Linked DNA regions of Homo sapiens: region 1 is linked to region 2. A link is an interaction called in ENCODE POLR2A ChIA-PET data of the cell type or tissue named here. Cell type or tissue: PC-9. All regions are shown on one strand. Links, peaks and the distances in the headings refer to the core of each region. The heading gives the core; the rest is flanking DNA.

The links. Peaks named below come from ENCODE experiments on the same cell type or tissue, not always from the same donor. Only the 100,000 strongest peaks of a DNase experiment are listed, where the experiment ranks them.
Region 1: POLR2A ChIA-PET joins it to region 2 with 5 read pairs; 2 of 35 experiments call an interaction of 5 or more read pairs at or near these places.

The regions. Positions count from the first base shown.
Region 1 is chr12:12,690,276-12,696,180 of GRCh38, forward strand. It overlaps GPR19 (G protein-coupled receptor 19), which reads right to left. Exons shown (of 4, transcript NM_006143.3): 1 at 5,790-5,905; 2 at 5,184-5,236. Among named protein-coding and RNA genes, the nearest start is that of GPR19, 3.0 kb to the right of the region's middle. RefSeq lists an enhancer at 5,656-5,815. In PC-9, for the core only: no CTCF peak of the experiment used is centred there; no DNase peak of the experiment used is centred there.
Region 2 is chr12:11,631,206-11,637,110 of GRCh38, forward strand. No RefSeq gene overlaps it. Among named protein-coding and RNA genes, the nearest start is that of ETV6, 16 kb to the right of the region's middle. In PC-9, for the core only: no CTCF peak of the experiment used is centred there; a DNase peak (open chromatin) is centred at 2,956; H3K27ac peaks cover 536 bases.

The sequences.
Region 1 (5,905 bases), core at 673-4,672, 1.1 Mb after region 2:
TATGTGTATTCCTAATGTGGAAGATACATGGTTTTATTAGGACAAAAAACATTAAGAAGGGGAGAACATAATTAGGCACATAACACTGTTGTCTAAGGAGAAAAATGAATCCCCTTAGGTTGAGATGGATTTATTATGACTCAGAGGAAGTGCAGGGAAATCAAGAACAAAAAGTGGCAGCCAGACGTTAGATTAGACAAGGGTCCTGAAAGTGGTCAGACCCAAGGTAGCTACTGACTCTCTTTCTCTAGGAGACCACATGGTCTACTGCCTCCAATTCTCTCTGTTTCTTCATTAGCTGCATTCACCAGCTTCTCTTGAGATCAACTAGTTCTGCTTGTCCCTTATTGTATTACTGGCCCCAAAATGGCTGCCCCTAAATGGTGGCCTTGGATCTGAAATTCACATGTCCTTATAAATTCAATGCTTCTGTCAGAGTGACCCAGTCTCTCAATGTTCTGACTCTAAATTCTTAGGAGGCAGAGTCTGTTTGACCCAGCCTAACTCAGATACAGAGCCAGATCCAAACAGCTGGGAGAACAGGATGGAGAAGAGTTCCCATACTATCTTCTCAGCACTCTCTAAAAAGGGCTGTTGGCAATTTTGCCTTTTTGTAATTCTATTTGAGCAAGTTGGAAGTTTAATTAGCTTTCCAATCAACCAAATTTCTGCATTCGAGTCTTAACCATATATAAGTGTTACTGTGGCTTCAAAGAAAATATGGATTCTGAAGTAGTGGGTTTTGATTGAGTTGACTGTTTTTAAATAACTCTTTGGATTTTAATTGTGATGCAGAAGTTATAGTAACAAACATTTGGTTTTGTACAGACATTATTTCCACGCTGGTGGATAAGCTCAATAAAGGTCATATCCCAAACTAAAAAATATAAAATAAAATAAAATAAAAAATAAAAAAATAAAAAGGGCTGTTGGTCAATTTTATAAAAGGCAAAGTCAAACAGAGGGAGGAATGACTGATAGATGAAATGACTGGTCTCTTGGTGCATCTGTTTCTAAAATTCCGTTAACTTTCCAGAATGAGCCTGCCAATAGCTCTGGTCTAAACTCAACCCCTGTGACCTCCATTTCACCTCCATTTGAGTCACCTGCTGAACAAGCATGCCCTTCACACTGCTTGTATTGCCTCCGTGGCTTAGACTTGACAGTTTCTCTGCCTTGTCCTCTTTGTGAACATCTACTCCTCTTTTCAAACCCTGCTGGGTTTTATCTTATCTGTAGTTCTATTTCTCTCCCACTCTGTATCCTTCCAAAATAAGTTAGTCACATTTTCCTTTTCACCATAGTACTTTAATTTTCATATATACTACTTATACGATTGCATATGTCATATTGCATTGACTTCATAGATTCTTGTAAGGTGGATGTCATCCAATTCATCTTTATACCTCTAGGATCTAAAACAGCAAAGTAGGTGCTCAGCGACAGTGTACCAGCACACTGAATAAGCATGACTTTTGAGATTAACCTAAAACCACCTAATTTTCATTTTCCACTGTCCCTTTGAAAACACCCTTCAAGGGTGTCTGGTTGCAAGGCTGGTTCTTCTCTTATCCCTGAATTAAAACTTGGGTGGTCCCATTACTTTTTCTGGTCATTTTTAGTTAAGAGATGTTAATAACTAAAATATCCAGTCCTATATAACAATCAAAAGTTGGCACCTGACTTAGTTTAGGCATTTCTCCCTCCTCCCAGTTTGTGCCTTCTGTAGTAGATTTAACAAAACAGTGTGGCCACTTCTCTTTTTTCCTGACTTGTTTCCTTAGATCTTGCCCCTCCTAGTTTCTGATCCCTCCAGGGTTTGAGAGGAGGATGAGCAATACGTCTTACTTTGTTGGTACTAACATGAGCTGCCATCAGTTTCCCTGTACCTCACAGGTATTAAAGACTGATTCCTTATCTCAATGGGCACTTACGTGGGTTTAGGGGGACAAAACTCTACTTCTATGAATTTTTCAACTATAGCTCCTTTGACCAGCTGGCCACTTATCTAACTCCAGAAAGACCTTTAGCTTTTCCCTGCTGAAGTCTATTCCTCTCTTTGAGTGGTCATCTTGGTCAGGTCCAGTGATGACTCGCTGCTGGCTTCTCTTGTCTTTTTTTTTGTAATATTAGCCAGGTTAATGGCGGGGTTTTGCCATGTTGCCCAGACCGGTCTTGAACTCCTGGGCTTAAGCGATCCTTCTGCTTTGGTCTCCCAAAGTGCTAGGATTACAGGCGTGAGCTACTGCGCCTGACTCAAATTTAATTTCTTGTACCCCAAAAAGAGGCAGAAAGAAAGACGGACTGGATACCCTCATTTATAGAACCAGAACCCCATACTGGTACAATATGAAAGTTTCTGAAAAAGGTCCAACAGGTATTTGATATCCACAAAGCACAAAAGACCTAATTATAGTTGTTTTTTTTGTTTTTTTTTTTCTCCAACTGGGCTTAAGCCCCTTTCTCCTTTGCTTTCTGAGCAAAAGTACTACTGGCCTCCAGCAGCTGAAAAAGCCCTTAAGAAACTGAAGCATTACTTGTCTTTGGCTCTAGTCCTGGCTCACTCTAACCCATAAAAACCTTTAAAGACAGAGACCAATCTGTCTAGCATTCCTATCGGTCCCAGGAAGATTCTCTGTCACTCATGTGTGCCTGCTTTTCAAGAAAAGGAACCCAATTAAAGACAGGTAACTTCATGTGGCAAAAGATATTCTTGGCCATTATCACTACCTTTTTTGTCTTATATTCAATAACTAAAGTAGTATGGTGATTTCAACTTCTGAGTTATTTATAAACCTAGAAACCAGAATTGTCCTACTAGCAAGTAACTTGTCTCTTAGAAGCTGAAATTGCTGACCATGCCACTTGTATTCCAAGTGATTCTGTGTTCCCTGAAAGGCTACAAAGACAGGCTTGAACCTCACCTTTCTCATCTGTTAATAATAACAAAACCACTTGTGTGGTCAGAGCTGCCACATCAACCCTGATAGGCTACCGGAAAACACTTCATTATCAATGCCCTGCTGCACATGCATTCCCATGTACAGCAGCCTCTCATTGGAAAAGAACACACATTTCAATCATGCCTTGATGCCCTCCCCAACCAATGAGGTATTGCAGGTTGTAAAGATCCGCCCCAACCCACTACTGCCATCAGCCCTGCTGATGGCCCAAGATTCACCATGTGTAATGCAATAAAGACATCATTATCTGTGTTGCCTGTGCTAGATCAAAAGACCAGCTTGGGAGACTGACACTCTTCTATCTCTACAGCTAAGCCTGTGTATCCTGGCAATTATACTAATGGCTTTATCAATGACCTTTCCCAAATTAGTACGTTAACCCCATTCTTATCACAGTGGCCTTCCTCCTGAATAGAGCTCATGATGCCCTACTTATCTGCCTGTCTCAAGCTCTAAACTTCATTCCTCCAAACGTGTTTTCCAAAACGGAGTCTTGCTCTATCACCTAGGCTGGAGTGCAGTGGCACGATCTCGGCTGACCGCAACCTCTGCCTCCTGGGTTTAAGCAATTCTCCTGCCTCAGCCTCCGGAGTAGTTGGGATTACAAGCGCGTGCCACCACACCCAGCTAATTTTTGTATTTTTAGTAGAGATGGGGTTTCACCATGTTGGCCAGGCTGGTCTCAAGCTCCTGACCTCGTGATCCCCCCGCCTCCGCCTCCCAAAGTGCTGGGATTACAGACGTGAGCCACCGTGCCTGGCCCTAGAGGGAACTCTTAAAGCAGTGGCTCTCAACCTTTGTTGCAAAATGGAGGGTTTTAAGAAAGTACTGATGTCTGGGCTCCACTCGCAGAGATTCTGATTTAATTGGTATAGAGAAAAGCCAGGGCATTAGGATTTTTTTAAGCTCCCAAGGTGATTCTAATGTGTGGGCATGGTAGAGTACCTGTCTTTTTTTTTTTTTTTTTTTTTTTTTTTTGAGACGGAGTCTCGCTCTGTCGCCCAGGCTGGAGTGCAGTGGCGTGATCTCGGTTCACTGCAAGCTCTGCCTCCCGGGTTCACGCCATTCTCCTGCCTCAGCCTCTGGAGTAGCTGGGTCTACAGGTGCCCACCACCACGCCCGGCTAATTTTTTGTATTTTTTTTTTTTTAGTAGAGACGGGGTTTCACCGTATTTGCCAGGATGGTCTCGATCTCCTGACGTTGTGATCCGACCGCCTCAGCCTCCCAAAGTGCTGAGATTACAGGCGTGAGCTACCGCGCCTGACCCGGTAGAGTACCTGTCTTAAAGCTCCCTAAATACAGACGGACCTACGATGCACAGAGCATCCACAATTCAACTGATAGGTGGCATGTACTTTACACTAAGTTCTATGCTACCTCATTTTGTCATTACAATAATCCTATGGCACAGGCACTATTATCCTTATTTTATAAATTGAGAAACTGAGATTCAGACAGGACACACAGAGTGACTGGCAGACCCTAAAGTCAAAGCCCAGGTCTGATTCCCAATTGTACACACTTTATATGACATCATATCGAGATGTCATGCCTCTCAGAGCTGGATGATCCCACTCCCTAAAACAAGACACCCAGGCTTCAACCCTGAAATCCTATTCCATTGCCTCCATGGATTTTTCCTGCAGCATTTTCCTATGCACTTCACACATACAGCGCAGCTGCCAGGATATACTTTAGGCTGCCAAAATGAAATGAAGTCACTTTCTTGGTAAGTGATTACCATGCCTGGCTCTTTACTGAAGTACTTCCATTCTATATATTCACACTGGGATCCTTCTCCATCACTGCTAGCTTCAATCCTGTGGCTTTCCATATTTAGTTTTTCTTACAGATGAAGTGATACTCTTTACCTATCAGCCATTCCTTTGTTGGAGTAAAATTACGTATTCCATCAGCATTCTTCTGCCTTGTACTCCAGATAGTATACAAAGAATCAAATTATAGTAGCTAAGTGGCATAGAATTGCTGCCGATATCAAGATGGACTCTAATATCTAGTGAACTGGGAGGCTAGAGGCTAGAAGTATGTACTTCTGTAAGGTGTCAGTGACACATCTGAGTAATGTGGTAGCTAAATGCCACCATTTCATTCCATGAAATCCACATTTCATTCTGGCTAAAGGGTAAAGCTGGTGAGAGGTGGGAGGGGCCAGGAGGCTCCATCGGAAGGAGGCAGACACTTCAGGTGTTGGGTGGTACCTTTAAGATGTTGCGGGGCCAAATCCAATGCCGGTGCAGGTGTCCCATATATCCTGAGAGACAAAAAGAGGTCAGATTGGTCAGATCCCTCGAGACAGTTCCCAAATTCCTGACTTCTGTTACCGCGACTGTTCTTCGCAATTCCACCTCGGCCTGTGTTCAGGACTGTGGCTTTTAGAATCTTCCTCATTCCATTCCATTAGGGGCGTCCCGATTTCCACCTTATATACACCATGTACTAAATGCATGCCATTTCTGCCTGTTTACAAACATGCATAAGTTCACACTCTTTTAAGAAAAATGTCCTCTACTGTCAACTTCTTTCTAGTCTGGCCTCCCAGGTAGGCTACAGAGCTACTGCCTTCATTTATCTCTCAAATCTTCCCATCTTCTCCTTCCCACTGTATTACCTTAGCTCACACTCACATCCTCTTGGTCACCAGCCAAAAAATAAATAAAACTCCTTTGTCCCTTCAGATTTCTCTCTTATTCTACAACCTCATTAATCGGCTCTCCCGCTCCCACTCCTTTACTACTTCAGTCGCTGAAACCTCCCCTCACAGAGTTCACGGCCAATATAAAAACGGAAAGAAGGGATGACCATACGAGCTTGTGGACTTTTGCCTGCAAAATCTCATAGAATGTGGTGTTGTGTACGTGAATCCATCAGATCAACGCGACGGACACTCCCCAAGGGCCAAATCGGACCGCCTCTCACTAGG
Region 2 (5,905 bases), core at 763-4,762:
TAATGAGATTTGTGTGTGGTGGTAGACTGTTGCCCTTTGTGATGCCTTTCTATGTAATTTCAAATATGCTATATTATATGTGCCTTTGGTAACAGTATTTCTGACAACAAAGCAATATTGTCTCACAAGAATTCTCAGTAACAATCATACAATCACACCTAGGCCAATCCAAAATATTTTTTAAAAGCTTTTTTAAGTCTAGTTTGACTTCTAAAATATACTTTACTACAGATTACCACAAGACACACATTTGGTCTGGCAACCACTGAATCAATATTTGGCACCTCTGCTGGGAATTTTGTAAAAATTGCCTTTTAAGTTCAAACTGACTAGGAAGCTAGTAATGTATTCACTTCTAAAAAAAAGAAAGAAAGAAACCTCGGTATAACAAACTCAGATCCTTTCATAGGAAGGATAATTTAATATGAGGTTAATTATTCATTAAGGGAGGAAGGAAGAAGACTAGAAAAGAAGTTTTGTTTCATCATTTCCCAACCATTTGGAATCAAATAATTGTACAACTTGGGAAGTGCGGAGGAACTTACAAGTCAGAAAGCTGTACCTTTATCCTATAGCAGAAATGTCTTCTTCAGATCAAATGGTTCCCCACTCTGTTTTGTTACCAATAGTGAGATGTTCCCAGGTCTAGAAAGGCACATGCTTTATTGAAAAGCTCAACTTAGAAAAATCCTTTCTTGGCCGGGCACAGTGGCTCATCCCTGTAATTCCAGCACTTTGTTAGGCCAAGGCGGGCGGATCACCTGAGGTTGGGAGTTTGAGACCAGCATGACCAACATGGAGAAACCCCATCTCTACTAAAAAAATTAAAAAAAAAATTTATCTGGGCGTGGTGGCGCATGCTTGTAATCCCAGCTACTCGGGAGGCTGAACAGGTGAATCACTTGAACTTGGGAGGTGGAAGTTGCTGTGGGCCAATATTGCGCCACTGCACTCCAGCCTGGGCAACAAGAGCGAAACTCCGTCTCAAAAAACAAAACAACAACAACAACAAATAAAAAAAAACCAGAAAAATTCTTTCTTAGAGTGAGTGCTAGTCTGTCACTTTATCATGTCCACTTTGGGGTATTAGTTCTGAAATTTGCAGATTTGAACATTTCCACCCTTGTATATTTTCAGAGAACTGAGTATATTTAACCTGGAGAAAAGATGTATGCATGTGTCCTAGAGGGATTGGTGTGAAGGGTACATAAGGAAAAACTACCTAGCTATTAATTTTGCAATGGAAACATTGTGGAGGTTTGCCTTAAAAAGTAGTGAGCTGAGGTGTTCCAGGAGAGAGCAGTGATTATTTACTGAGAGGTCTTTAGGGTGAGATTCTTACTGGATAGAAGATTAGAATAAGAAGCCTCTCAAGTTACATAATTTGAAAAGTCTATACTATACTTGGCATTCACCATGACATTCTACTCTATAGCATATTTGGTTTCTCCAAATTTTCTTCGTATGCTATAGCTTCCAGATCTTTTTACTTTTCTAGTCAATCTGTTATGAAAACATATTAACGTAATAAATATCCTTTAAATTTTATATTCAAAATTAATTTTTTTAAGAGACAGGGTCTCACTCTGTTGCCCGAGCTGAAGTGCAGTGGTGCAATCGTAGCTTACTGCAACCTTGAACTCCTCGCCTCAAGTGATCCTCCCACTTCAGCCCCCCAAGTAGGTGGGACTACAGGTGTGCATCACCAACCCCAGCTAATTTTTTAAATTTTTTGTAGAAATGGGGTCTCGCTACGTTGCCCAGGTTGGTCTCCAACTCCTGGCCTCAAGCAACCCTCCCACCTCCACCTCCCAGAATGCTGAAATTAGAGGTGTGAGCCACCATGCCAGTCCCCAAAATTAAATTTTATAATCAATAAACATGATGCAGGAATGAGGTCATGAGGAAATAACCTCTCTGTGGGGACCCTGATAGTGTTAGTAAAAACTAATATGAAATTAACTGCTGCTAAAGAGCCTTGGAAAACACAGATTTCCACTAAAGTGATGAGAATTCATCCTTAGGACTGGAATGCAATTTACAAATCAATAAGTGAATAAATTATTTTGTAGCTTATTTAAAGAAATATAGGTCAAGAATCCCATATCTGCAATCCCAAAAAAATATTAAAAACAAGTTTTTTTCATAACCAATTGAGTGGCAGAACCTGATGTAAACTACTGGAGGATACTTAATTATTTGTATTTATCCTCTTCACACATTTGGCTGCTGAACTATTTGAGTGTTTGACTTGGAAGTGTACTATATGGCCTTTCTAAATCCAAATATCCGAAATCAGGAGCACATCTGGCCATACAATTTTGGCTTGGGCACTAGGAACCTGTCTCATACGTGAAAGGAGACTGATGGTGGGTGGTATCTGTGTTATCCGCAAGAAAAAGGAAAAGGGATTCCACTTTGAATAGCATGGTGTAGCACTCTGAAGGGCACAATAATACAAATAAAAACAATTAGATACTGAATAAAACCTACTTTTAATTCCATGTTGGGGGCCGGGCGCGGTGGCTCATGCCTGTAATCCCAGCACTTTGGGAGGCCGAGGCAGGCGAATCACGAGGTCAGGAGATCGAGACCATCCTGGCTAACACGGTGAAAGCCCGTCTCTACTAAAAATACAAAAAAAATTAGCCAGGCGTGGTGGCGGGTGTCTGTGGTCCCAGCTACTCGGGAGGCTGAGGCAGGAGAATGGCGTGAACCCGGGAGGCAGAGCTTGCAGTGAGCCGAGATCGCGCCACTGCACTCCAGCCTGGGTGACAGAGCGAGACCTCGTCTCAAAAAAAAAAAAAAAAAAAAATTCCATGTTGGGCTTACAAGCAGTAATGGAAATCTCCCACCTACCCCTCCTTCTGCCCACACTAACCACAGAGTAAATAGAAATAGACCAAATACATTCCAAATCAAGGAAAAAAAGGGGAAAGAAGACTTTAAAAACCAGTCATTCCGAAGATTTCAAGATAACATATTAGTCACAATAGGCTACATTATGCCGTGGTGATAAATTAACTTCAGTACTCACCAACATCACAGAAAATTTATTTCTCACTCTTGCCGCATACCAGTGCAGGCTGGTAGGAGACTCTGCTGCACATAGTCATTGAAGGGCTTGATTGATAGACGCTTTTCCATTCAGCATGTTGTAAGTTGTTGCAACAGGATAAAAGAACACATGGAGACCCCCAAATTCAAACTCAGCCTTGGACCAGAAGTGACACATGTCACTTTCATTCCTATTGCCCAGCATCATTCATGTTGCCTCCTCTAAATGCAGGTGTCATGTAGGGCAGACAAGAAATATTTGCTGATCATTACTGTCTCTTCCATAAAAGGATAAAAGAGAAACAGCAAAAGTGAGAAAAATAGAAATTTTAAAGTGATGCAGTATAAACAAATCCAAATAAATCTATAATCACAACACTCAAAAAGCAAGTAATGTCATAATAGATCTTTAACATCTACTTATATGTTCAGAAGAGACCCACCTAAATGTTAGAAAAAATAAAGCTTGAAGTTTAGAAGACAAGAAAAGGATGTAATAAGCAGATATAACTAAAAGAAAGCCAATGTGGCTGTATTTTTATCAGAAACATATAAAATTCAGACTAAAAAATTATTAGGTATAAAAAGGGACACTCATAACAATTTTTAAATGCTCAGTTCACCAAGAAGATATAAAAATTCTAAACATGCATCTAATAAGATAGTATTAATGGTATCAAATTATGTAAAGTAAAAAATTAGTACAGTGAAAAAAATGAATGAAACTTACAAAGCTTAAAATACTTACTATCTGGCCCTTTACAGAAGAATTTGTTGACCTCTGTACATGACCGTAAGGTACTTTAGCAATGTTCAAAATATTGGCATCAAACAACAACAATCTTTGAAACATAATGCAACAAAATATGGAGCCAATAAAAAATAAATAATCCCACACTCTTGAAAATTTAAAAGGAAACTATATTTTTAAATAATGCATGGGTGAAAGGAGAAATAATGATGGAAATTTAAGAATACTATATACCAAATAACAAAACTATTATATATTAAAACTTGAGAGGTGGCTAAGGATGGCCAATTAGAACACTAATAAGGGCATTAATTGCAACACATTGAAAACAGATCAAATATGTTTCAATTCATGAGTTTAGATATTTGGGGGAAAAGCTAGTTGATCACCTTGGGAAGATGATAGGGAACTATTTAAATAAAGAGAGAAAAATCAAGGATTTATCATGCCTTTCCTACATGAACCATACCACTGAGCAGTCAGTAATGAATCACCTGAAAATATTGGCACAAGGGGACAAGTTGAAACATGCAAGGAAACCCAAGAGGCCAGTCATTTCCAGCTGCCCAAATGGGACTACAGAAAGGCAGCTTTTAGAGAGATCTATGGAAAACTATTGCCTCTGACGGCAGAACATGAAATTTAAGGAGAGTGAGGACAAGCTTGGTTCCAATGGGGACCTCTGCATCCATCACTACATCCAACTGCCAGAAACTTCCGAAAGCTACACCTCTACGTCTGCCTTCCAGATTTCATGCAGGCTCCTCTTTTGGCCAACTCTCATTCAGAATCACAAGAGAAAGGGAATTTTGGAAAATGTCATAGCAATTCAGTGTAGTCCCTCTTTTTCAATTTGGTAACTATATATCCTCTTTTAACCACTTCCAGATAAAGATAATAGCAAAAGTATGTTTCCACTTAAGATGGAACAGGCCTTCATATACCTAAAAAGATATTGATCCAGTCTCCTACAGCAGGGACCCCTAACCCCCATGCCATGGACCAGTACTGGACCATGGCCTGTTAGGGACCGGGCTGCACAGCAGGAGGTGAGCAGTGGGCAAGCTAGCATTATTGCTTGAGCTCTGCCTACTGTCAGATCAGCCATGGCATTAGACTCTCACAGGAACATGAACCCTATTGTGAACTGCATATGCAAGGGCTCTAGGTTGCATGTTCATTATGAAAATCTAATGCCTGATGATCTGTCACTGTCTCCCATCACCTCCAGATGGGACTGTCTAGTTGCAAGAAAACAAGCTCAGGGCTCCCATTGATTCTACATTATGGTGAGTTGTATAATTATTTCATTATATACTACAATGTAATAATGATAGAAATTAAGTGCACAATAAATGTAATGCCCTTGAATCATCCTAAAACTATCACCCCCACCTCCTGGTCTGTAGAAAAATTGTCTTCTGCAAAACTGGTCCCTGGTGCCAAAAAGGTTGGAACCGCTGCCCTAAAGGATACACAAATGAGATCCATCTTTGGATGATGTCGATTTATCTTTTAGCCCACTCTCATTCCCCCTTTGGTACGCTGTAACTTAAATACTAATGGATAAAGTTAATACGTTATGTTAGATAGCAGAATGAGAGAAAAAAGAAAAGACGAACAAAGGTGGTGTGTGTTTAAACATACGTATTTAAATAAATTCATATCAAAGAAAAAATACACTCATAACTACTACCAAACTCATTTCTGCAAATTGGTCACATGGTCATAGCTGGTATTTAGAGTTTCCTTTTCCCACTATCCACTCAGCATTCTCTGCTCTCAACAGGCACCCCAGATTTCCTGGAGGATGACCCAAACCTTCATTCCTGAAGGGTCTGTAACATTTACAGTCCTGCTGTATTGGGTGTTGCAGTTTTCTATCAACTTTTCATCAAAGTAGTATAAAGAGGTGCCCCCAAAGGACCTGTTCAATTCTAATGATACTCCTCTCTGCTTCCATCATGTAGTAGCAACCCAATTTTCCCTTAAGGATCAGAATAAATTATGCTAGCTAGGAGAGTAAGCCGCACCTTCCCCTTGCTTTTTTTTTTTTTTTTTTTTTTGAGACAGAATCTCGCTGTGTTGCACAGGCTG